3 separate regions of the Mus musculus genome follow, and regions 1 and 2 are each linked to region 3. The links are chromatin loops, found by intact Hi-C in ENCODE. Cell type or tissue: left cerebral cortex. All regions are shown on one strand.

Region 1 (8,000 bases), 50 kb after region 3:
ATGGTGGAAGGCCAGTGCAGATAGGGCTATACCCTCCTTAGAAAGTGGGGATGAGAAATGAGGCTGGGCCACTGAGCATGTTTTACCCTTGAGAATTGTCCTTTGGTGTGCTTCGAAACCCTGGAAATATGGGAGACCTGTATAGAAGGTGGCAGTGTCCAGGCATGGGAGGGGAGGGAGGCCTGTTGCTTGGCTAAACTCTGAGTGACCTTTAGTATTGATCAGTCTGACACTAACTAGGTCAGAGTAGCCAGTGAGCCTGCCTATGACCAGAACTGACTGGAGCTGAGCTCAGGCCTGCACACAGTAGGATCTGAATAAATGGTGACTGGATTCATAAATAGGGATTCATGGTCGGCCTGGAAAAACACAAGTACTGAGTTATTTATTTCAGAGGTGGGGCCACTTTGGAAGACTGCCTCCTCAAAGCCATGAAGCCTAAGCAAGAAACTATACCAGACAATTCTGGTTTCGTGAGCATATATCCCCTTGGGTCTCATTCATTATATAGATCAAATACCTATTGAATGTGTACTCCTTGCCAGGTTCCAGGCCTTGAGCTTGTGGCTTTCCTATAATCTGCGAAAGATGTGTAGTGTTCTTGGAAATTAACATGTGCTTCCCTGGCTGCTGACACAGAGTGATCAAGGGATCTTGGTTGAATGCATAAATAAGGTGCAGTGCGACAGGAATGGAAGCAGACTATAGCAGGTGTGGATGGAGGAGGGCAGCTTCTGTGTGAGCGTTCAGGAGCCCTCCCCCAGTGTGCCCTTCATTCTGAGACTCAGATGACAAGAGCAGGAGCAACTACAGAGGGTGAGGGGTGGAGAATATCTGATGCCCAGATGTATAGGGAGAAGAACTTTGGTTACTAAGGGACCCTCAGGTCAGTGTGGCTGGGCTCAGCCTCGGACAAAGGGTACCATTCTAAGTGTACAGAGGGCTTTGAAGAGGAGATGGACGTAATTTCATTTAGTGTTGTTTTTTGTGTTTTTAATCACTACACTAATGTATAGAAAACAAATCAGGAGAAATGGAGACCAAGACTAGAAACCAGGGGTCCAGTGAGTGGGTGAGGGTGGAGTCCAGGAGCTAACTGGGTAGAGCGGGGATCAGAGAATAGAGTGATGCAGAGTGTTCTGAGGAGCGGCCCCCAGGGGTCCCTGTGGCTAGATTGTTGAGCAGGCAAGAAAGGGAGGAAAGGGAATCCCTCAGTTTGAACCCTAGCAACTGATAAGCTGCCAAGATCTCTTTGTAACCAGAATTATCTTGGAAGAGGCTACCTTATTCCTGAGAGATCTAGGCCATGGAATTTGTGAAGTGTAGGGCAGTCACCTATTGGATTCCATGTGCCATATGCATGGTCTGCTTGCCCTGTGCACATGCCCAGAGTGACCCTCTCTTTCCCACCGAATTGATCCAGAGTTTGACTCACATGCAGCAGCATAGTGAGAACTGAAGTCCTTGGCATGGAGCTCACCACTGATGGGCAGTGTGACCTGGTCTGCTGGGCGGGACCTGGAAAGACACCATACAAGATCAGTGTTCTCAGTCTCCCATCTCCATCAGGAGAACAGACACCATGGCTGGCAGATGTGTGGCATTCCTATGCTTGGCTCTGAGGCCCCTTTGTCCAGGAAGTGTTGCTGCTCCCTATCTTCAGCAGCACCATTGGCAGCTCTCCTGTGGCTCGATAAAAGGAGGCTGGAGGAAGCCTGGGCTGCCAGTCTCAGATGGCTCTGAGCCTTGGTCTAGGTGGAAGATGAGCCAGACAAGGCAGATGGGGCAGTGGAAGACCAGGGAGGGCAATGGTAGGAGCAGGAGCCAGCCCAGAACTACTCCTCAAAAGTTGAGCATTGTCGCTGGGGAAGCTGACATTTCACCCTCTGTGCCTGCCAGTGCTATAGCATCGGGCACTGCCCATCCTCCACCTCCTGGAAGCCTTTTTCCCCAGGCTGGCTCTTCTTCCACTCTTCTGACAGCTGGTTTCTTTTGTGACTGTAAGGTTCTGACCTTGGTCCTGACCTTGGTCCTGACCGTGGTGTTTCTTTCCTTGGTGAGCATGCATACCAGCTTGGAGGGCTGTCACTGTGTCTGTCTTCCTAGGCCAGACCTCTCTCATGAGCCCCACACCCCCTGAAGTGCCTGCTCCATCCAGTCCCAGCCCTCTCTACATGTGTGTTCCTTTAACCTCAGATATGCTGCATGTCTGAACTCTGACCGTGACTCCAGGAGAGAGACAGAGAGCCTGGACACTGTCTTCACAACCTGTATATTGGACCTTTGGCAAGTGGCAGGCTGAGATGACGAGGAATAAGGCTTCCCTTCCCTGTCTCCTGCTACACTATGTGGATACAGTAATGCTGCATAAAATAGAGCCACGTTAATACACCAAGCAGAGCCACACTGCAGGCCAAGAAAGAGAAGGCACCATGGGCTAAAAATAAAATATGAGCTGTGTCCCAGAGTCTAGGCCTTGAGCTGTTAAGATGATGCAGTGTAGCTAGGCCTTTGGAGCTGGGGCCCAGACTTTGAGGGGAGAGGCCCAGCTTCAGGCCCCACCACAGGGGTGCTACAAATATGCTGTGTACAGCCATCTATTGCCGTGTTACCTCAACAGAAACTATGCAGTCGAGAGGATCCAAAGGGAGAGAAGACAACTATGATAATATGCAGCTGTGCTTTGGGGTCTGAATGCATGCAGCTTTATAGGCATGAGAGGCCAAGGCTACAGAGAGGAAAGGAGAGGCCTGGAACCTAAGAAGAAGCTGCACACAGCCTCCATCTTATGGCAAGGATTAAAGTAGATGAGTGAAAGTGTTCAGTACTGTGCCCAGACATAGCTTTATTTTCAGCTCTCCTTGGCTGTTCTTTTTTATTTATTTTTATTTTTTTTTTGGTTTTTTCGAGACAGGGTTTCTCTGTGTAGCCCTGGCTGTCCTGGCACTCACTTTGTAGACCAGTCTGGCCTCGAACTCAGAAATCCGCCTGTCTCTGCGTCCCGAGTGCTGGGATTAAAGGCGTGCGCCACCACGCCCGGCTTCCTTGGCTGTTCTTAAACGGGTTGCAGAAACTGTCATCCCTAAAAGCAGACCCTGCATGTATGACCTGGACTATCATTGACTTCTGCCAGTCTCTTTGCTTTTGGTCTTACCAGTCTGTTCTCACACCATGCTGGAGTGATCTCCCGTGTATACACAGATCTGGGGGTTTGGAACCTGGTTAAAGAGAGCTTTGGTTTGTTTTCCTTGTCCTGCCCTGCCCCCTGCCCGCCCTTGCTTGGTCAGAGGCCCCATGTCCCACTGCTCCTGCAGAGCAGCGCCAGCATGCTGACGCTCTCTTACAGCATTATGGTAAAGATCCCTAGCCGGTCTAACCATTTACACACCCAGCTCTCTATTTCAGTGATGCTTTTGAATAAAGGAAAGGTCCTGAGCTTAAATTAGAGGGTTGGTACGTGCTCATGGGTGGTACATCTAGGGTGTGCCACATTCACGGGCACTGAGTGTTTTCCTGAGCACCAAGAACCTAATAGAGGCTTTTTTCCAATGAGACCAAACACCAAATGGTTTCCCTGGTACTTCATACCCATCTGATATAAACCAGCCTCTGTCAGCTCAACATCTACTTCCCACAGCTATAGGGCCGTTCAGAGCCCCAAGCCTTGTATGCCACAAATGAGAGCTGGCCAGAGGCCCTGTTAACACCACCACTGGCAGCTCAGTCTCCCACTCTTGATTAGTATTCAGTGTTCATGTTTGTTGGTTTGCAATTAGTATCTCATTTGCAAGTTGAGCTGAAGTAGCTGAGAAAATAGAATAAGCTGGCAAGATGGTGGTATGTGACTTGGTATGACCATGGCCAAGTTAATAACAGACTTTGCCAAAAGGCAGGTTTCCCTCCCTCTCCTACCTTTTTGTTCTTATCCAAAGCAATACTTGCTGTATTTTAGCCAAACTGTTGTTCCTCAAACATCCCTCAGTCTTCCTACCTCCAGGTCACTTTTTCTGCCTTCTGTGGGCTCTGATGCCTCTCTGGACCCCTCTATGCTAAAAGTTCCCTACCTCAAAATGGCTTTGTTCACTTCCTCCTGACCCCTCATGAAGTGTTCTGCAGCTTCCTTACATCATCTATGGGCCCTTTTCAGTGCTCAGCCCAGCTGCACATAGACAGAATGCCCACTCACATACCAGCTCTGTGCCCCAGGGGAGCCCTTGGCCAGAGTGTACGTCCAGATCTTTGCCTCCCAGTTGTAGACCTGGGAGCGCTTTGGGGTCTGTCTCCTGAAATCACCATGAGTAGAATAAAATAAATAAATGATAAATGAAATACATGATGAAAGTATAAGTAGAATATGTATGTACATGTGCCTGTTAAGTATGTCTGTGTCCACCCAGCTGTTAAAGGATTATTTTAAAAGATACAATTCTGGTTCTTAGAAATACAGAATGAGTCCTTGCCAAAGATTTGCTAACTGTAAGATGCAGTAAGTGTACTGTTACAACTTCGAGTCAGAAATTCCATAGACATCTCTAACATAGACCACCACATTGTCACAGGTCCCCAGTCGGAAGTGCCACAGTTACCTCTAACATGGTTCTCAGATTAATCAGGATTCCCTAGGTGATTGTCAGTGGTATCCAGGAGACAAAACTTTTTGCCAATGGGCAGAAATTTGTTTATATGACTAATTTCTATAAGTTAATTTCTATTTGTATGAATTTAAAATAGCCTTTTAGACAAAAGCAAACAGCCCAAATACCACTAAAATTCGAAGTACCAGCTTTTCCATGAATGCTGTCCATTGCTATTGATGTGTGGCACTGGGATGGGACTTGGCAGCCTTTTTGTCTTTCAGAAACAGACACTAAATAGCCAGACATTTAAAAAATTGCTTTAAAAAAATACCCCAGTTTAGTTCCCTGTAGCTTCCACACTGTGCTCCTGTGTCCACAGCACTGAGCAGTCTTCCCACACCAGCCAGCGGCAGACACTGGGATTGAAGTAGAATCTGGAGCTAGTGTTTTAAAAATAGATCTGGAGCGATAGGCTCTTTGTTGAAAATAGACCCACATAAGAGGAAATGTTATTCTTTTCCCCTCAAGGCAAAGGAACACAATGCCAGTGTCCTCGTAGGTTGGAATTGGAGGGACTTTTCTTTTGCCCTTCATGGAGGTAACCTCCACCTTTGAGCTACTTTCCCAGACCAAGGAGGAGCTGGTGGGTGTCAGATGGCAGGTGTACACTCCCAGGTGGCCCTGAGAGCACAGGAGAGCAGCTCGCTCACACCCAGGGCATCCCCCTCCTGCCCAGATCCTCCTGGGGCCTTTGTGCTTGCTTCTCAGTCTCAGTTGGCCTTTGGAAGATCACAGGCACTGTGAGAATGAACAACATGGGACTCCGTTTTTTACCTTGTAATTGGAGTTCATGTGAGAGTGGGGTCTGGACTTGGCTCAGTACTAATAGTATGTAACTGCTTCCTGCCTTTGCAGTAAATGTTTCTCTTTTTGCTCTGTTTTGTTGACATTTTATAAAGTGGCTCTGGGGTCTGGTCCCTGCCGGAAGTGTGGTGGTCAGCTCTCTTTTTCAGTTTGCGCATTAAAGTATTTTTACCTCCCCGCTTTTCTAGCCTCTTGCTTGGAATGTTCAGCTCAGCATTATTTTGGGTGTCTTTGTTTAATTATAAGTGATTTTTATCAGCGTAGATTTTCCTTTCAATATAGATTTCTGCTATAAATGGTTCAGCCTGCTGTGAGCTTGAGAACATCTTGTCAGCAATCCCATACATAGCCTTGGCTTTTTAAAATTTTTTTAAAAATTTTATGTATATGAGTACACTGTAGCTGTGTAGATGGTTGTGAGCCTTCGTGTGGTTATTGGGAATTGAATTTAGGACCTCTGCTCGCTCCGGTCAACTCCACTCGCTCAGTCTCTACTCGCTCTGGCCCAAAATTTATTAATATACATAAGTACAGACGCACCAGAGGAGGGCATCAGATCTCATTAAGGGTGGTTGTGAACCACCATGTGGTTGCTGGGATTTGACCTCAGGACCTTCAGAAGAGCAGTCAGTGCTCTTACCGGCTGAGCCATCTTGGCAGCCCGTCTTGGCTTTTCTTACCTTTCTCTCCTCAGGATTATTGAGACTCAGAAGTTTCTAACACATCTGCTTCCCAGTCATTGTGATGTTTCATCCGCTCTGTTGCTCTGTCCTGTGACCACCTTTAAGCTGCATTCCTTCTGTGGGGAGGGACAGGGGAGAAGAGCAAGCTAGGCCAGCACCACTGTGACCTCACAGGTCACACTTGCCAAGTGAGACACAAAAGCAGCCTTGCAGTAAGTCGGAATGATAGCAGGCTTCATGGACACTTCTCAACTCAACTGTGTTTCAAAGTCACAGTTTTCCCGAGTGCTGTGTACAGTGTTCTCCAGCGCAGCAGAGCTGGGATGTAGCTTTTTTTTTCTTGACTGATATTATATAGCCAAAGAGATTTTAAAATCTCTAAAATGCCCCCACTTTATTCCTTACTCATTCCATACTGAGCCCCTGAGTCCTCTGGCTGTCCCGGGCTGTGAGGTTTTTCATAATCTCCTTTCCTTTCCTTGTTCCCTGAGCATAATGGCTGAAGTCTGTGTCCGACTCTGGTTGAGCAGTGGCTGGATTACGTGAGGTTCTGATGGACCTTTCCTGTGGTTCCTTATAAGTGCTGAAATCTGAGAGACCCTCAGTCCATGTGAAGGTCACAGTTGCTGACTCTACAGTAGTAAAAGGTTAACATGTGAAGGTGCTGCTATTTTCTGAATAAGCAAGCACTATTTTTAAAGACCCAAATCTGAAAAGAATTTTTATCAGCATAATGAATGCATGCACATTAATTTAAAAAGATTGCCAAGTACTGAAAGGCTCATTGACATCCCTAATCCTCCCTGCTACTCCACCCCTTGTTCTTCCCACTCCCTCCCTCTTTAGAGGTAAGCCTTCCAGGTTAGTGGTTTCTTGGAGTCCATGCCACAGCTCCACCCATGAGCATTTGCTACAGTTTCTTGATCCACCTACTTTAGGCAATGTATAGACATAGTGGCTTAGTTTTCTAGGTCTAGCCTCCACACTTTTCCATCACATAGTTAAGCCATCTTTGTTAAATGAGAGGTCAGGGTCCTAGTGGCTAGTAGTGTGTGCGCGGGCTTTCCTGTTTGGTCAGAAGGTGAAACAGAAGTACTCCACACTTTCTTGAGTAGTGGACCTGGTCATTCCAATTCTTCTTTTAAAAAAGTTCAGGACAGTGAGCTGGCCCAGCAGGTAAAGACGCTTTGGCCTGAGCCCTGTGATCTGAGTTCAGTCACAGAAGCTCATGTGATAGACACACACATTTCCTTCACACAGATAGATAATTGTAAAAGTTCCCTTCCCATATTAGCCACCTATTCCCCAGACTTACATATAATCTCAAAATTGTTTATTTTTATTGCATAAACCATCCCTCATACCACAGATGTGCTACCAGGCAGGTGGTCTTCTGAGCTGTTCTCATTGATTATCCCAGAATCTCTTTTACTGTTATTGAATAGTAATAGTAAAACTCCTGTGTCCTCTTTTATTTGATTCATTCCTTCAGTTTAGTAAAGAAAATTCCTAACTGGTTGTCAAACACATCATGGGAAAATCTGTTAAGTTTCTTCTTAAAGCAATTTATAAATTATTCTTGAGCAATCTGATCATGACCTGATTTCTTTTGTAGGTACAGAATAGAGCCATTTAGGAGATCCACAAAATCCAGCCCTTCTGTGTGTGTGTGTGTGTGTGTGTGTGTGTGTGTGTGTGTGTGTGTGTGTCCAGGAAGGACAGAGGTGACAGACCTATAGTCTAAGCACCCAGCAATCTGAGGTGCTGCTCATCCAGGGATTGGATTCCTGGGTGGACTGGACATGGTGGAGAACATAGGCCCAGTTGGGACCAGAGAGCTAGCTGTTTGGGTGTCTGAGTGGCTGAGCCTCAGTTT
Region 2 (8,000 bases), 160 kb after region 3:
CCTGTGTACCTCTCTGAGCTTGCGAAGTCCAGGAAGGGCCTTTGCCTTAAGGTTATGCTTCTGGTTCTGTTCTTGTGGGTGGGTCCTCAGCCGGCTGCCTGGCAGAGCTGCCCAGCTACTAGACCCCTGGGCACCTCAGGCCTTCACTCTGGGAGTTGATGCCATTGGGAGGGAAGGATTAGTATCTGATGGCTGTAGGCTTCATGTGTCTTACACATAACAGCTGGAGAAAGGTCCATAGTACAAGTCTGGAGTCCAGTTCCCTGAGCCACTGCCCTACTCTAAGCCCCACAACTCCTGCCAACTCTCTTTCTCTCTCTCTGGTCTTTTCATAGGCCCCTCTGCCGGCTCCAGCTCAGCCAGGTTCCGCCGGAGGCCCACCTGTCCAGATACATCTGTGGCCGGCAGCCTCCCCACACCGCCAGTCCCCAGACACAGGAAGAGCCACAGCCTAGGCAACAAGTGGGTGACTTGACTGAGAAACTCTCTTCTGGGGTGAAGGAAGGCTGGGCCCTTCCCCATCCTCATTTGGAAACTCTTGATGCTCTTGGCAGACACACTCTCCTAAGGCTGGTGTGAGCGTGGGAATGCAGAGGCGACAGGCTGCAGTTTGTATGCCGCCTGCAAGGGACCTGGGCTCAGTAGCTAGTGAAGAACTGTGCAAAAGCTCAGTTGACCGCTCATTTAGGGAGAACTGAGTCCAGCAGACATCAAAGACTATCCTCAGGGCAACAGTAGGTGTCTGAGTACCTGCTGGTTCACTGGCCCTCTGGGGCCCCCAGCTGGGGCACATACACGTCCTCAGCATTGCTGGGGAAAGCCACACCTTTATCCCCTGGGGCACCCTTTGCCCCTCCCTTCCTCCCTCCTTTCCTTCCATCCTTCCTTCCACCTGCATCCTAGCACTAAGGCACAGATGCCCTGCCTCTTGGCTGGTCCTTGTGGAACTCAGAGGCCAGAACAGGACTAAGTGTGTAGGGTCCCCAGTGCCTCCTCTTCTCCAGACATTGCCACACACCCATGGTCACCATCTCACTGACCCATGCAAACCTCTGGGCAGCTGCTGCCATGCTCACTGTATATCTAGCTGGGGTCACGAAGCTCTGATGCTCCTCAGGGTGGCCTACGGGCCTGTCGCCTTGGCCTCATCTCACAAGCCTCACCATCATCCTGAGACACAGGCAGGACACAGGCAGGGCAAGCAGCATTAGTCTCCATTGACAGAGGGAGAAGTTGAGGCTCAGAAAAAGGATGTGGCTTGCCCAAGGTCACACCATAAGAAGAGGCTGAGCCTGGTGCACCAATGGGCTCTGGGCAGAGGCGTCTCCAGCAGTAAGTCCCTGGCCCTGGCTCTGGCTCTGGCTCTGGCTCTGGCTTCTGGGGCCAGCGCCGCTGTGCTCCCAGGATAAGGAGCTGCTTCTCTCTTCCTCTCCGTTTTCCAGTCTGATGTGTCAGTTGAGTGTAGTTGAAAGTAAGAGTGCGACATTCCCATCGGAGAAGGCCAGGCACCTGCTGGACGACAGTGTCCTAGAGTCCCGCAGCCCCCGCAGGGGCCTCACCCACACCTCCTCCACCGCCATCACCAACGGACTCTCCCTAGGTAAGCGTCTCTGGCCTGTGCATACAGGCAGGGGCAGCAGGCCCAGTTTGTGCTCTGTGTCTGTCTCTGTGTCGCTGTACTGTGCCCAGTGGCCCCTCACCCTTAAAGAATGGCTCCCTACAAGAGTCTTCTGCTGCAGGAAGAGCCCTGGCTTGGCCTTCTCCTTCTGGTGGTCCCCAAATGGACAGTCAGATTGAAGAAGGAAGCTAGACTTGAGTCCACCTCAACCCCTGAGGCCAGCTGCTACCTTGGTGGCATTTATGTCCCAGGGGGATTCCAAAGCCTTGCTTGGAGCAGTAGGTAGGTGGTCCATTGCTTCCTGCTGTATGCTTAGCTGTACCCAGAAGGGAAGATGAAGACTTCAGGAATGGCATTACCCTACTGGACAGAGGCAGACAGAGAGTCTGTTCCACGGAGTTACAGACACAGGGCTGCTGTTGCCAGCAGATAAATGTTAATATTAGTGGCTGAGGCTAGCTCAGAACTGCATTCAGAGATCTCAGGTCATCTGTGACAGGTGACACTATCCTATGATTGCTGTCACCAGCCCAGTACTCTCTTGATGGCCCTTGCCTTCCAGTGTCCCTGTGTGATTGTCTGCCTTACATAGCAGAGTCCTCCTAGCAACGGTGGTGGGCTGCTGTTGGACCTGGTGAAGACAGTGGGGCAGAGGGCCAGGAGCTTGGAGAAGCAGGCAGCAGGAACACCAGGCGGGCATCTCATGCCACAATGTCCCTGGTGTGGGAGTCAGGAACAACTTTAGCACAGGGCAGCTGCCTCCTAGCAATGTTGTGATGAAGTCTCATACCTGCCTTATGTCTTCAGAAGAGCTCATCCTGTCTGGCCACAGGCCAAAGTATAGGAAGTGTGGACATTGCATTTTAGGCTCAGGTGTGGCTTGGAAGAAGTGGTTCAAGCTCCTGAGCTAGGGAAAGGTAATCAAGCCTCTTTCTGAGCCTTCGCTGTGTTCTTGGGCACTGATCCCTCAGCCTCGTAGGTTCCACTCATGGACCTCATCTTAGAGTATAGGATGGGACCTGGGTTCTTATGAGACTCCATGAATGCACAGTTGAGCTCAGAGCAGCTGTTTGATATCCAGGAAACTCTGAGCTGTGCCTGAATCTGGGCTGCCGTTCCTGAGAGCCAGTCAGGTGCTGTGCTGTCCAGCATCCAGGGTAGATCACAAGATTGCTTGGCTCCGGCTCATCAAGTCAGGGAACTCAGGACATTTTCTGCTTGAGCTGAAAGGTCTGAGAAAGTGGCAGAGTGTGTGCCCTAGTGGATGTCGTGCTAAGCTGCACTCCCCCCACCTCCAACCCATACAGCAGGGAATAGGGGTTCTACTCAGGCCAGGCTCTTTACCCTTTCCCACTGTTTAGTCTTAGAGATTTTTCTAGCAGGGCTCTGAGCTTTAGAGCCTACATAGTCTAAGACAATACAGAGGCCAGGCCCACAGATGCACATGCCAGGAGGGAAGCCGAGTGCTGCTCACTTAACAACACCAGGCCTCGTGAGCCAGGTTGTCCCACTCAGGCCCAGCACACCATGGTCAGCTCTAGAAGGTGGGCCTGGAAGAGACTAGGAAGGCAAAGGATCCCAGCTTAGGCCTTAGCACTGACCTTGGGCAGGGGACTGCACTGACTGACTCTGTGGGCAGGGGACTGTACTGACTGTGAGCAGGGGACTGCACTGACTGTGGGCAGGGGACAGCGCTGACTCTGTGGGCAGGGGACTGCACTGACTGTGGGCAGGCGACAGCACTGACTGACTCTGTGGGCAGGGGACAGCACTGACTGACTCTGTGGGCAGGGGACTGCGCTGACTCTGTGAGCAGGGGACAGCACTGACTGACTCTGTGGGCAGGGGACTGTGCTGACTCTGTGGGCAGGGGACTGTACTGACTGTGAGCAGGGGACTGCACTGACTGTGGGCAGGGGACTGCACTGACTGTGGGCAGGGGACAGCACTGACTGTGGGCAGGGGACAGCACTGACTGTGGGCAGGGGACTGCACTGACTGTGGGCAGGGCACTGCACTGACACCCCCTTGCAGCCTCCGTGCATCTCTTGTGCAGGCAGATCCATCTACCTGTCCCTTGGGCCAGAAGTGCTCACCCTGCCTTTGCCCTCAGGAGAGCCTGTGGGGCAACAGGCAGGCATCAGTGCAGACAGATGTGAGGACCCTGGCCTTCCAAGCCAGAGGGTAGGCAGTGGGAAGGGAGTGGAGGGTACTCTTGAGAGCGGTGGGACTGAATGTTCTTTGAACCTCCCCAGAGAAGAGACAGACATAACAACAGAAACTCAACTCCTTTTGTGACCCACAGGGTCAGAATGCTGTGAGCTTGGGGACCGGGGCCCAGTGACTGGGAGCCCAGGAAAACAGGCCCCTCTCTTCGAGGCTGCCATGCTCACTGATCTGTGTTCCTTTTCCAGGCAGTAGTGAGAGCTCAGAGTTTAGTGAAGAAATGTCTGCAGGGCTGGAAAGGTGAGTGTGGCCTCAGCAAGGCCTCTCAGGGCCCAGGGAGCTGGAGTCAGGGGCCCCTCCCCAACCATTCATGACATATGCATAATTACATGGTCACACCTCAGTGTGCACATAGTAAACACTAATCTCACACTTACACGTGCACACAGGTGGACACATTCATAATTCAGTTATACACTCATGCATTTGTGGATGTATACACAGGCTTAGAAAGGGCTCTCTACCTGCTCCCTCCCTTCTTTTGTCAGTTGACACTCAGAGCACTTGGTCCAAGCCAGCTAGAGGAAACCTGGGAGCCTGGTAGGCCTGCAATGAATCCTGAACCTCTAAGCCTGAGGCCTGTTGGAAGTCTTGAGATGGGCATGTGGCTCCATCTAGTGATACCTGAGAGTATTGCACCAGTGCAGCCTCAGGCCTCGGACATTTTTGAACCCTACCATGCGTGGTTGTGACTCCCATCAGCCCATCTGTTCCAAGTATGCACGCTCCCATCCGCCTCTCATCAGGAATTCACCTGCAGCATGTATTCCATGTCCCAATACTTCTTGGGCCACCATGAGGAATCCAGGAAGACTTGGCAGTGCAGGTGGTGAAAGGTACCTTGCTGACTAGAAGTCTGAGGACACACAGGGAAATATAGTGATGAAAAAGATCTCCAAGGTGCAGGCTTCCATTGGCCTTCAGGATGGTTCCTCCACCAGTGCCTAGGGGACTGTGTGCATCTGTGTACTCTCACAAGTACACATGCACAAAGTTATATAGCCTTATGTGTTCATGTGCACAGTTATACAGTTTAGCTATAGACATGGCCATGGTTACACAGTCTTACATATGCCCAATCTCATCCATAGTCACACATTTGCATGTATATATACAATGCTTATACCCAGTTACATATGTACAGTTTCACTGTCACACCTGTGGGCGAATACTAAACACAAATCTCACACACATGCACACAGGCAGACACCTCCTTAATTCATTTATATACTCCTGGGTGTCTGCATTCGCCTGCATGTGGTATGCACTACACCACACAGAACATACACACATGCACCTGGTGTGAACGCTCCTTTTTTGAAGCTAGGGCTTCAGTCCCTGTAATTGGAAAGTGCCCAGAAGTCATCCTATCTGTACACTTCCAACAGAGCAGAGAGACTCGTTGGCCCAGGCTGGGCGTTCCCTGTGCACAGGCTCTGTCTGGCCACTGCCATGCATAGACTGCCTGCAGCCTTGACGCTGCCCCATAGCTGTGAAAGGAGAACCCCACAGGCCCCATGGGACAGACTCCAAAACTCTTGGTCCAGGTGGGGATTCCTGGGGCCACCTTGTAAAAGAAGGCCACAGGCAACCCAGTGCCTCCCCTGGCCACTCCAGCAGCATGCTCAGGCATGGTGCCGAGACCCACAGCAGTACACCTGGGTGTTGTGTTCCCTCCGTTGTTTGTCCTTTCACTCATCCATTCCTCTTCTCTCATCAGTCACTCGGTAGCTGCTTAGTTAGCACGGCTGCCTGCACGGGAACCATGTAGGCAGGCTCTGTGGGCCCTGTCAGTGCTGACTGAGAGTGGAGCCAGCAGGAAAGAGGGTGCCATGGGGGCATGCCTTGCACAATGGAAATGTATGCCATCATGACCACTACAGGCAGCAGTATTTTGTACGATCTAGGTCACTGAATTTCTATAGCATATACTCTCAAGTAAACTGTCTCTGAGCACTGGCCGCCTCCTGGCTCTTCTATGCATATGCCCAGCCCTTGAACAGCCCTGCTCCCAGCTGCCTTTTCTCTGCTCTGCAGAGGGGATCTTGGCCTACTGTTTCTTGGCTGAGGAGATAGATATCAGTGGGGCTATGATTGCATCTCATCAGAACCCAGCCCCAGGCAGGCCAGAGGAGCTAGAAGCTAGCTGACCCTCACCCAGGGGTCCAGCTAAAAGTCTGCTCCCACTGTGTATCTGCTCTCGTGCCTGCTTCAAAGAGAGTCTGAACAGTCTGGGCTTTCCTGTAGACTGGGCACACAGAAGAGCACCACGTTGTCTCTTCACAGCTCAGTTGCCATCTTGCCACTTCCTGAGCCCCTTTCATCCTAACCTTCAGGCAGCCAGTGCTCAGCCCCACTGGATCCTCTGTGCACTCCCAGGTCTCCTCCAGACCACATGCCCCTCTTCATAGATGAGTGGATTCTAGGTCTCCCCCTGGCCGGTCCCAGAGGCCAGCATCTGCCAGAAACAGCCTCCCTGCCAGATCCTCACAGATACTATAAGGCGTATTGCATGCTAGAGCAGAGGCAGAAGATGTGGGATAAAGGTGCAGAAGGGAGCTGGGCCCCCTCAAAGGGATGAAGATATGAAGAGGGATTGGGGGTGTGGCTAGTGTGCGATGGAGTCCAGAAACTGTAGTCTTTAACTGGGTAGCCCCTGACCCATAGCCCCCCAAGCTCTGGTTGTGAGCTCTATCCAAGCCAGGGTGGAGCAGAGCCAGGCACCGATGTAAACAGCAGAGAGACAGCAGAGCAGGGAGTAGAGTAAGGATGCCCAAACTTGTATGATTTTATCGGACAGCCCTGACCTGCAGGGGTGAAGGTAGGAGGAAAGCCTCATTGTGTGTGCCACCTCCCTGAGGAGAGGGCCCCACAAGCTTATTGTGTAGAGCACAACAGCGCTCAGTGACCTGGAGGTGAGTACCAGGCTGGGTTCTAGACAGCCTCAGGCCCTAGAGACCAGGCAGCCTTGGGGCTTGGCCAACGGCCACTTTTATACTTAGATTGAAAGGCTCTAAAATGAAAACAGAAATATTACCCTTAGGGCTAAAGTATTTTTTTAAAAGAGATATATTGGGGGGGGTTAAAATATTTATTTATTTATTTATTTATTTATTTATTATATGTAAGTACACTGTAGCTGTCTTCAGACACACCAGAAGAGGGAGTCAGATCTCATTACAGGTGGTTGTGACCACCATGTGGTTGCTGGGATTTGAACTCAGGACCTTCAGAAGAGCAATCAGTGCTCTTAGCCACTGAGCCATCTCTCCAGCCTCTAAAAAGAGATTTTTAAAAACTACTCTTTTTTTTTTAATTTTATTTATTATTATATGTAAGTACACTGTAGCTGTCTTCAGACAGACCAGAAGAGGGAGTCAGATCTCATTAGGGATGGTTGTGAGCCACCATGTGGTTGCTGGGATTTGAACTCAGGACCTTCAGAAGAGCAGTCAGTGCTCTTACCCACTGAGCCATCTCTCCAGCCCCTAAAAAGAGATTTTTAAAGGAGGAATGAAGGGTTATGAGGTGGGTAGAGACAGGAATATGGAAACACACAGCGTCCTTGGCCATGATTATCTCTGCTTCACAGGATTGCCACCCTCGTATTCTGTAAACTTCAGCAATGTGTCAGTCTCATTTCTACTCAGAAAAGTAATTGGCATTTGGCATTCCTAAAGATGTCCTCAGAAATGTTCACTGACTGTTTCTGAAGAAGTGACATAGCAAGTCTGTCAGAATTCATCACAAATCCTCCCCAACCCTCTTCCCAGACAGACATTGCCAGGTGGTTGGAAGTGGACAGTGGGGGTGGGCAGTGGTGAGCAGTAGCAGGCCTCGAGAGAGTGAGTCCCTTTAATGGAAGAGAGGAAGGGGTGGTACAGCTCTCTCTACAATAGTGGGTTGTCTTCTATCCCTGCAGGGAGTTGGGACACAAGAGTTCACCCAACACACAGTGGTTGTCCAGTGGAGTACCCTGTATCAGCTGCAGGTTCAGGCAGCTTCTTGAGAGTTGGTAGTTAACAGGCATGAAAAGAACTCTGGTGAGCCTTTGTGATGGTCCTGGGGCGTGAGGATACAAAGTAGATTCTAGGTCATGACCTGGGGTTGGAAGGGTGGCCTGCGAATGCTCAGAGTTTCTGGGGGCCTTCTACAG
Region 3 (8,000 bases):
TGGTGCCACCTTGACCCTGGGACTGAGCTTTGCTTGTGAGAATGAGCAGGAGCAGTTGTGTGGATGCTGAGCTGAGGTGGCAAGAGGCTTGGCAAACTCCCACCAGCTTCCTCTCAGCCTCCTGACACATCCACTCTCCAGGATGCACCAGCTGCTGCTTGTGTCAGTCTTAGTCCCCAGTGAAAACACTTCGGATAACCTGCACTGAGCCAGAGGACCCAACCCATCATCAGCTAAGCCACATAGCTCTGCAGACCCTGGAACATGATGGCACGTTCCATTCCCGGTCTGTGACTGAGGAGTGGTGGTATAATCCCCTCAGGGCTGAGTGCATTCTTTACATGCCATTGTCATTTCTTAGAGGGTGAGTCACTCTTCCCAGCTCTTACCTGTCCTTATCCTGATGTTCCCTAAGGATCTTGATTTTCTTGTATTTTATTTGACAATGGCAGTTTTAGTTCCTAACAATACTGGTTACTTTTCCTGCGTTGTTCTAACTCGTGCCTGTGCACTCACATATGTATGTGCATGCACACTGGGTGGAGGTGGGCTGGGTGCTTTAAAATAGCAAGGCCATTATTGTCACTACCTGGCCGACTGCAGGTTCAAGTTTCCCACTTTGTGGTTCTGTTTGCAGTGTTCCCTTTCTTCTGGTTGTCTCTCCCTCCTTCCTCTCACACCTCTTGATGGGTTGGGCCTTCCATCTTTTCTTTGCCTCTAAGGTTTTCAGAAGAAGGTGGTCACAGGCAGCTGGTTTTTGGAGGTCTGTACTCCAAGAGGCCCTGGTGTAATCTCAGTACCTGGAGTAGCAGCTGCTCAGGGGATCTGTCCTGAGTGGAGAAGGGCCAATACCCAGTGAGGGCAAGCATCTTGGCACAGTGTTTTCTGACTGACTCAGGACAGGACAGCTCAGGAGCAGTGTCTACTGGGTGCGCAGTGGTCACTTTTCCCAAAGAAAAAAAGAGGGGTTTTGCCTGGTGGGCTCAGCCTTTTGGAGATTTGAATTCAGTGGCTCCCACAGCTGGGGCTGGAATGTAGCACTAGGACTTGTGCTCTTCTCTGTGGGGTAACCACAGCGCCTCATCCCAGGACTCAGGAGGACTGGCAGAGTATAAGGAATGTGGAGGTCACAAGCATGGGACACGATTGTGCTGATCCCTGCTAAATAAGTGACCAGTTTTATAAAGAGCTGGCAACTTAACGTACATGTAATTCTGTGGCATTCTGCTTATAGCTAGGCTGCTGTTGGACCTGGATAACTGGGTGACAGCTCTGGTTAGACTCCTGCCTGCCAGGGCTCGGGTGACGCTACCTCATGAAGGGCTTTGTTTGAGGGTCCTGGTGGCTGCATCCTGCTTGACCTGGCATGTTTTGGCATAGCATTTTGTGTCCACAGTATTCCCTACCAAGTCTGTCATACTCACAGAACGGAGGCTCCTACAGCTCCTCAGAGGCACCAGACCCCAGCATGGTGGATCTCTGTTCTCAAACTGAGCTGGAAATGGACATGGCCTTGGCTGTACTTAGCCCATGACCCTATCAGAGTTGAGCTACTGCTTAATAACTATATATAACATCTGTCAGAGCTGGGATGGGTGTGGCTGCTCTCATCCCAGCTAAGATGCTGGACTCCTTACTCATTATCTTATAGTTTCCTTGTGCATGGGAGATGTGATTTTGTTTTGTTTTGTTTTGAACTCACAGCAGCTACCCAGTGTCAGTCATTTGTGGTTATTGCTGCTGCTCAGTCTGAGCTGGCTCTGTGTGTTGTGGATGGGAGGTCTTCACTGCAGGATTATTCAGCAAAACCTAGTCAGGAGCAACACCCTGGAGGGTACAGCAGAGTGGCTATGCATCTATGCCGAGCCCTTGGGACTGGTGTCCAGATGCCAGCCAGCCTAGGAGGAACTTGTAACAGGAGGAGCCTTGAACATAGAGGAGTGGGAAAGGGACTGTATCTCATTGGTGAGGCAGGGATGAAAGGAGAGTTTGTGTTAGTTCCCACCGCTGTGACCGTCTGACTAACATAAGTCTGGGAGGAAGAGCTTATTTTGGTTCACGGTTTACCAGTGGCAGCCAGGCATGGCAGCATGGGGCGTGAGGCAGCTGGCCTCGTGGTGCCTACAGTCAGGAAAAGAGTGGTGAGCAGTCAGGCTCTGCTCTCTTTCTCCTTCTCGTTCAGTGCTGGATCCCAGCCATGGGCTGCTACTGCTGGCCATGTTTAGGGACAACTTCAGTTAACAACTTTAAAAGTGCCCTCAGAGACTTGCCCAGAGGGTTGTCATCTGATGACTCGAGACCCTGTTGAGTTGAGGATATTAACCATCGTGACCTGAAAAAGGAGTTTCACGTGGAGTGAAGACAGATGGTGTGTTGGCGGCTTTCAGTGCTGCTCTGCCTGGTATTCTGGGGATTTCTTTCCACCCTCTGCTCTTCCAGGGCATCATTAAAGGATGCTGGCTATAGACAAGAGTTTCCCAGAAGTCTGTTGTTCTGTCACCAGCTGAAGTTGGGACAGACCCAAGTGGCTGAGTGTCCAGCAAATTCAGCAAGATGCAAAGCTTCTCCGGGTGCCCTTGGTCTTCACAGTTTCTGGCCACCTCTCCCCATGGTGCCCCTTCCCCACAGTCAGATCTCCCAGTAGTTAGACCCACCTTTACTCAGTCATACATCAGTCCACTGTGCCAAGACACCACCACTTGAGAGACAAGGATGGCAGGAACTCCAGCATGAGACAGACATGCAAATAAAAGCGGACAAGAAGTACAAGGTCACAGGGCACCGGAGGGTTGGGGAAAACATGCAGTGAGCATGGTATGGGTGGGTGAATGAGAGAGCCAAGAAGGCCAGCAGCCCAGACCACTGCAGAAGCAGAATGTCACAGCTCCCATGTGTCTGAGCGCTAGCTGCACAAGTTGGTTATCACAGAAAGTGTGTTCAGGCTCTACAAGATCAGGGCTACAGCTTCAGGGACAAGGACTGATAGTGAGGACCACAGTAAAGGAATGGCAAGAAAAGAGCCTCGAAGCCTAGGTCTAGAGACTCAGTAGCACACACAGAGCCAAACACAGGGCCTCTGGGTATCTTCAGGGAGCAAGAGCCTATGAAAGGGGCTGGACTGGGCAGGTAGATTCTCTGGCTCTGAGTTGGGCATTGTTAGGCATGTTAGGGCAGGGAGCCTTAGGTGGACTCAGCTCCAGAGTTTGAGCTTAGCGCTGAAGGATATTTATTTATTTATTTATTTATTTATTTATTTATTTTTGAGGCAGGGTTTCTCTGTATAGCCCTGGCTGTCCTGAAACTCACTCTGTAGACCAGGCTGGCCTCGAACTCAGAAATCCGCCTGCCTCTGCCTCCCTTGTGCTGGGATTAAAGGTGTGCGCCACCACGCCCGATAAGGATTTTTAAAAGGAGAAAGCTTCCCCCACCCTGCCCCTTTTAGCTGTCTACTCCGAGGTAGACCTCTCTGGAGTGGTGAGGGTGGTCAGAGGATTCTGCAGGACTATAGATCTGGAGAGTGGTGGTGAGAATGGCAAGTCTGGTGAGGGCTGCTTCCAGCTGCTGTGAGTGCAGGGCAAGCAGAGAAGAGGACCAGGGCCTGAGGTAGTGGAACGGATCCTAGAGTAGGATGATCCTAGCACAGCTCGGGACTTTGCCTGTGGGGGGGTGAGGTTAAAAGGATCAGAGGTCCAGGCAGCATGGAGACTGAGAAGGTAGACGTGGGGATGGAGGAGCACTGCGTGTGGGTGATGGCTGTGCTGTGGGGCAGGGGCTGAGGTGGGGTTGAAGACAAAGGCCCTTAGATGAGGGTCTGAGGGCAAGAAGGGGAAAGTGAAGTTGTACCAAAAGGCAAGAGAGCAGGCAGCACTGTGGACGAACCCACAACCAGGGGAAAAAAGTGAGTTTGGCCTGTAACCTAGGAAGGTGAGACCCAGAGTGGACAGCCACCTTCCCTGGGTGCCAGGCATTAGGTCTGAAGAGATGCTCAGCATCTTCCTGCCTCACTGTCTGCAGCCTTAGAGAGGACTGCCTCTGGACAGGGAAGAGGTGGGGCATTGAGAACAAATGTTTGAGGCAGAGGGCCATTGTGTAAGGAATTATTTCAGCCTCCCTTCATGTGGAGCTGGAGACTTGACTGCCATCTGTGGGACACTTGCTGCTATGTACATAGGCTGGACTGCAGGAGCCCAGGGCTCAGTGCAGGCCCACAGTTCCCCAGCAGGGGTGCACTGGGGCTCGGGGAGACACTGCTGTATGGGTCGGGAGCTGACCCTCTGGCCTATTGTCTGGCTGTGCTGCCTCCTCTGAAGACATGGACATTCCAGAGAGCCGAGATCAATGTTGGATGGGGGACAAACCCTGCGTGTCCTCGATTCCCTTTGGCTCTGGGAGAGGGGGGAGAGCTGCCAGCAGGCAGTCGCCTGTGGTGAGGAGCGAGGTTTCACTGACATCATTGAAAGCCCTCTCTTGGGTCAAGTTCTGGGCAGTGTGCACAGAAAAAAGCAAAGCCGCGGTCACTTCTTTCATGGATGGCAAAGCCCTCGGCAGCCCTGGCTCCTATTTTTCCTTTGGAGCCAGAGACCTGTTTCTCTGACCATCTTCCTGACTTGCCTAGAGCCTTCCCTCCTCTTTTCTACTCAGGAGGCAGTCCATACTCCTTCAGCATCCCATGGGGTCTGTAATAGCTAGCCTACCTTGCTAGTTCTCCTTCATGTCCCCTCCCATTTTACTTCCTGCAGGCTGCCCCCTCCACCTGGAGTGTCCAGATGCCTCAGAAGATGGGGTGCAGTTGTGCAGCTAGAGCTTCAGGGTTCTGTGACTTCCTTTAACCCACTCCTGTAGACACCTTTGCCTCTAGTAGTCATTTGACTAGTCTGCTGGTTAAAGCCTCCTTCCTAGATTATAACCGCAGGACTCTTCCCCCATCTCCTGGGACCTACTGCGGTGCCCAGTGTTGTTTGCTGACTGTATTTAGGGGGAGACTGTTGTGATGAGTCCCTTCCTACCTGCTGTCTGTGCAGTGCTGCTTCCCTCTGTTCAAACTAAAGAATGAGGTATCAGCACCATGCACTTGTCATCCAGTGAGAAGAGGGGGGCTCCTAGCACAGGGCTCATCAGAGTGGATGCCAGCAAGCGCTGAAGGCCTCCCTCTGCTGCTGCTGCTCTTCATTTACAGCTGTCATTTGTTCTTTGGTCTCTAGTTTTTTTCCTGTCTAGTGACTCTTGTCACACTGAAAACACAGTAGAAAAGGGTCCTCTTCAGCTGAGGCATGGTGGACACAGGAGTCAGGTCTGGCTGTAGACCTGGCCAGCAGCACATCAGAATTAATGCACTTTGGAACTTTGAGACTCATTTTTTCTCTTTTCTTGAGCATGGATATGACATGAGTACTGGTGAGAAACCAAATTTCCTTTTAAGTGAATTAATAACCTGACACTAAACAGAGGCCTTGCTCACAACACAGAACAGAGCCTCACAGAGCAGCTGTTTTCACCCACAGGCTGTCTGGGCTCTGGCTTTAGGAGCAACAGCTTGATCTCAGGCAGGGTAATGGGGGAGGGAGTGGCAAGCCCTGCTGGTGAGATCTGTGAGGAATCTGGCTCTGCTGTTCTCTAGCTGGGAGGCCTAACTAAGGCCAGTGCCTTTTCCTCTTGCTGTCTTCCTTTCCTTATCTGTAAAATAGCTGGGAGGGGCCTTCAAGGTGGCTCAGAGAGTAAAGGCTTTTGCTGTGCCAGGAGCCCGGTGACCCGAGTTTGAGTCCCAGAACACATAAAGGTGGATGAAGACTCCAACTCCACAGAGCTGTCCTCTGTGATCTTCATGAGTATGCTGTGGTCCATGTTCCCCCTCACCCTCTCCCCCCAGAGAGAGAGAGAGAGAGAGAGAGAGAGAGAGAGATCAGGAGAGGAGAGGTGGTGGACTGTGTCTCATAGTATGGGTACAGGTGATTGTGTAGGCAGAGGACCTACAACTCATTTCTTCATCTGAGAGAGGAGACAAGTGCTGCAGTAAATCTCCTCCCAAATATGCCCCGGCAATGAAAACACAACACAGTTAATATGAATACATGCTGTGTGCCTAGATTGGGCAGATCTACCACTACACTACCATCTTCCACAGCTTATGAGACCCCTTAGAACTTTCGGTTTCTCCAGGTCGTGTGCTTCTGCTCCGCTTTTCTTCCTCCTCCTCTGCATCCTCTCCCTCTTCCATTTTCTTCTTCTTCTCTTTCCCACCTTCTGCTCCACCTCCCCTTTATCTGCCCAATCTTCAGCTCTCCTTTATATTACAAATTAAGGTGGGCAGCAGGTTTATAGGAAATCACCTGAGTGCTGACTCATTCCTTGTTCACAACCACTCACAGGAGAACGGAATTAACATCAAATATGATTGGCCCCTGGGCTATCCACAACAGACAAGAATAGAATGAGACAATCCCCAGCACCACTGTCGGATGAGAGGTGTATCCCAAAGCATGCCTGTCAGTATGATCAAGTACTTAAGCACCCAGAGGAGAAAAAGGCTGTTACAAGCCACCTGGCCCCTTTGAGTCTGCATTTTTCTGCTTGCAGAATGGGATGCTGACATGGTGAATAATTCAAAAGACTGGACCTGAGACTGAATGATGTAATTTTTCAGTTTCATTGAGGCACAGTCGGTAAATAACAAACTAAGCTCGGCAAAGGCAATGAGTTGCGTTTTGATGACAGTGTATGCATGGGAAACACCCCTTGTCAGTGACCCTCACTCTAGCCCCCTTCCCCTCTCCGTTCCCTGACTTTTATCCTTAACATTCTGCTGTTTTGAATTTTTGACTATTCTAGTTTTTTTTTTTTTTTTTTTTTTTTTTTAAAAGGAATGTATTTAATTGAGTTTATGATTTCAGAGTAGTGGCAAACATTGTGGTGGAGCAAAGGCATGATGACAAAAACCACTGAGAGTTCAAGCAGGAAGCAGAGAGAGAGAGAGAGAGGGAGGGAGGGAGGGAGGGAGGGAGGAATAGGGAGAGAGGTAAGGAGAGAGAGAGAGGGAGAGAGGAATAGGGAGACTATTCTAGTTTTTTGCATTTCTATGTGAATTTCAGAAATATTTGTTTATGTTTTGCAGCAAACGCCTGCTAGGATTTTAACTATATTTGCTTTGAGTCCATAGATGGATCTGGAAAGAATCAAATCTTAATGATGTTGAGTCACTTGGACCATGAACATTTATGTTCTAGTTTCATCTCTTTTCCTGGAACAAATACCATGATAAAAAAGGAACTCAGGAGGAAAGGGTTTTCTTCAGCTCACAAGTCACCAACCATTCTTAAAGGAAGTCTAGGCAGGAACTTGGAGCAGAAACCATTGGTGAATGTAGCTTGCTGGCTTGCTCAAGGTTCATGCTTAGCTAGCTTTTTTTAATACAGTTCAGGACCAACTGCGTAGGGATGGTGCCGCCCATAGTGTCTTGGACTTGATTACATTGGTTAGTAATTGAGACACTTCCCTGCAAGAACACTATGATTACCAAAATAAATGATGGAAGATGTAAGCACATGGAGACACGTGGTGCCTTGGTTAGCTTTAATTGTCAGTTTCTCAGAGTCTAGAGTCCCATGATAGGAAGACTCCATTTGAGAAATTGCCTAGATCAGACTGACTTTTAAAAAAATATTAAGGGGGGGTGGGTATGGGGGACCTTTGGGATAGCATTGAAAATGTAAATGAGGAAAATACCTAATAAAAAAAATTAAAAAAAAAAGTTAAACCATGCTGGGCAGTAGTGGCGCACACCTTTAATCACAGCACTTGGGAGGCAGAGGCAGGCGGATTTCTGAGTTCAAGTCCACCAGTCTGGTCTACCGAGTGAGTTCCGGGACAACCAGGGCTATACAGAGTAACCCTGTCTCGAAAAACCCCAAAAAAAAAAAAAAAAAAAAAAAAAAAAAAATTAAACTAACCTTTTGTTTCTTGGTAAGTCCTGCTTGAGCATGGTATAGAATTCTTTTGGTAGATTA

Evidence for each region. Hi-C counts contacts between places; a loop is a spot of excess contacts. Peaks named below come from ENCODE experiments on the same cell type or tissue, not always from the same donor. Only the 100,000 strongest peaks of a DNase experiment are listed, where the experiment ranks them.
Region 1: it touches region 3 in a loop (2.0-fold over the local background); 6 of 42 quality-filtered maps call a loop at or near these places.
Region 2: it touches region 3 in a loop (2.5-fold over the local background); 2 of 42 quality-filtered maps call a loop at or near these places.

Annotation. Positions count from the first base shown.
Region 1 is chr2:33,262,982-33,270,981 of GRCm38, reverse strand. All of the region lies in intron 7 of Ralgps1 (Ral GEF with PH domain and SH3 binding motif 1), which reads left to right. Among named protein-coding and RNA genes, the nearest start is that of Angptl2, 51 kb to the right of the region's middle. In left cerebral cortex, a CTCF peak has its summit at 4,979; DNase peaks (open chromatin) are centred at 1,719, 2,468, 3,667, 4,995 and 1 more place; H3K27ac peaks cover 2,554 bases.
Region 2 is chr2:33,151,372-33,159,371 of GRCm38, reverse strand. Ralgps1 (Ral GEF with PH domain and SH3 binding motif 1) reads left to right here. Exons shown (of 20, transcript NM_175211.5): 12 at 336-462; 13 at 1,443-1,600; 14 at 4,033-4,084. Among named protein-coding and RNA genes, the nearest start is that of Gm13528, 20 kb to the left of the region's middle. In left cerebral cortex, CTCF peaks have their summits at 2,899 and 4,467 (motif pointing left); DNase peaks (open chromatin) are centred at 478, 2,284, 4,453 and 5,735.
Region 3 is chr2:33,312,990-33,320,989 of GRCm38, reverse strand. All of the region lies in intron 4 of Ralgps1 (Ral GEF with PH domain and SH3 binding motif 1), which reads left to right. Among named protein-coding and RNA genes, the nearest start is that of Ralgps1, 55 kb to the left of the region's middle. In left cerebral cortex, a CTCF peak has its summit at 4,196; DNase peaks (open chromatin) are centred at 4,210, 5,140, 5,554, 6,452 and 3 more places; H3K27ac peaks cover 4,402 bases.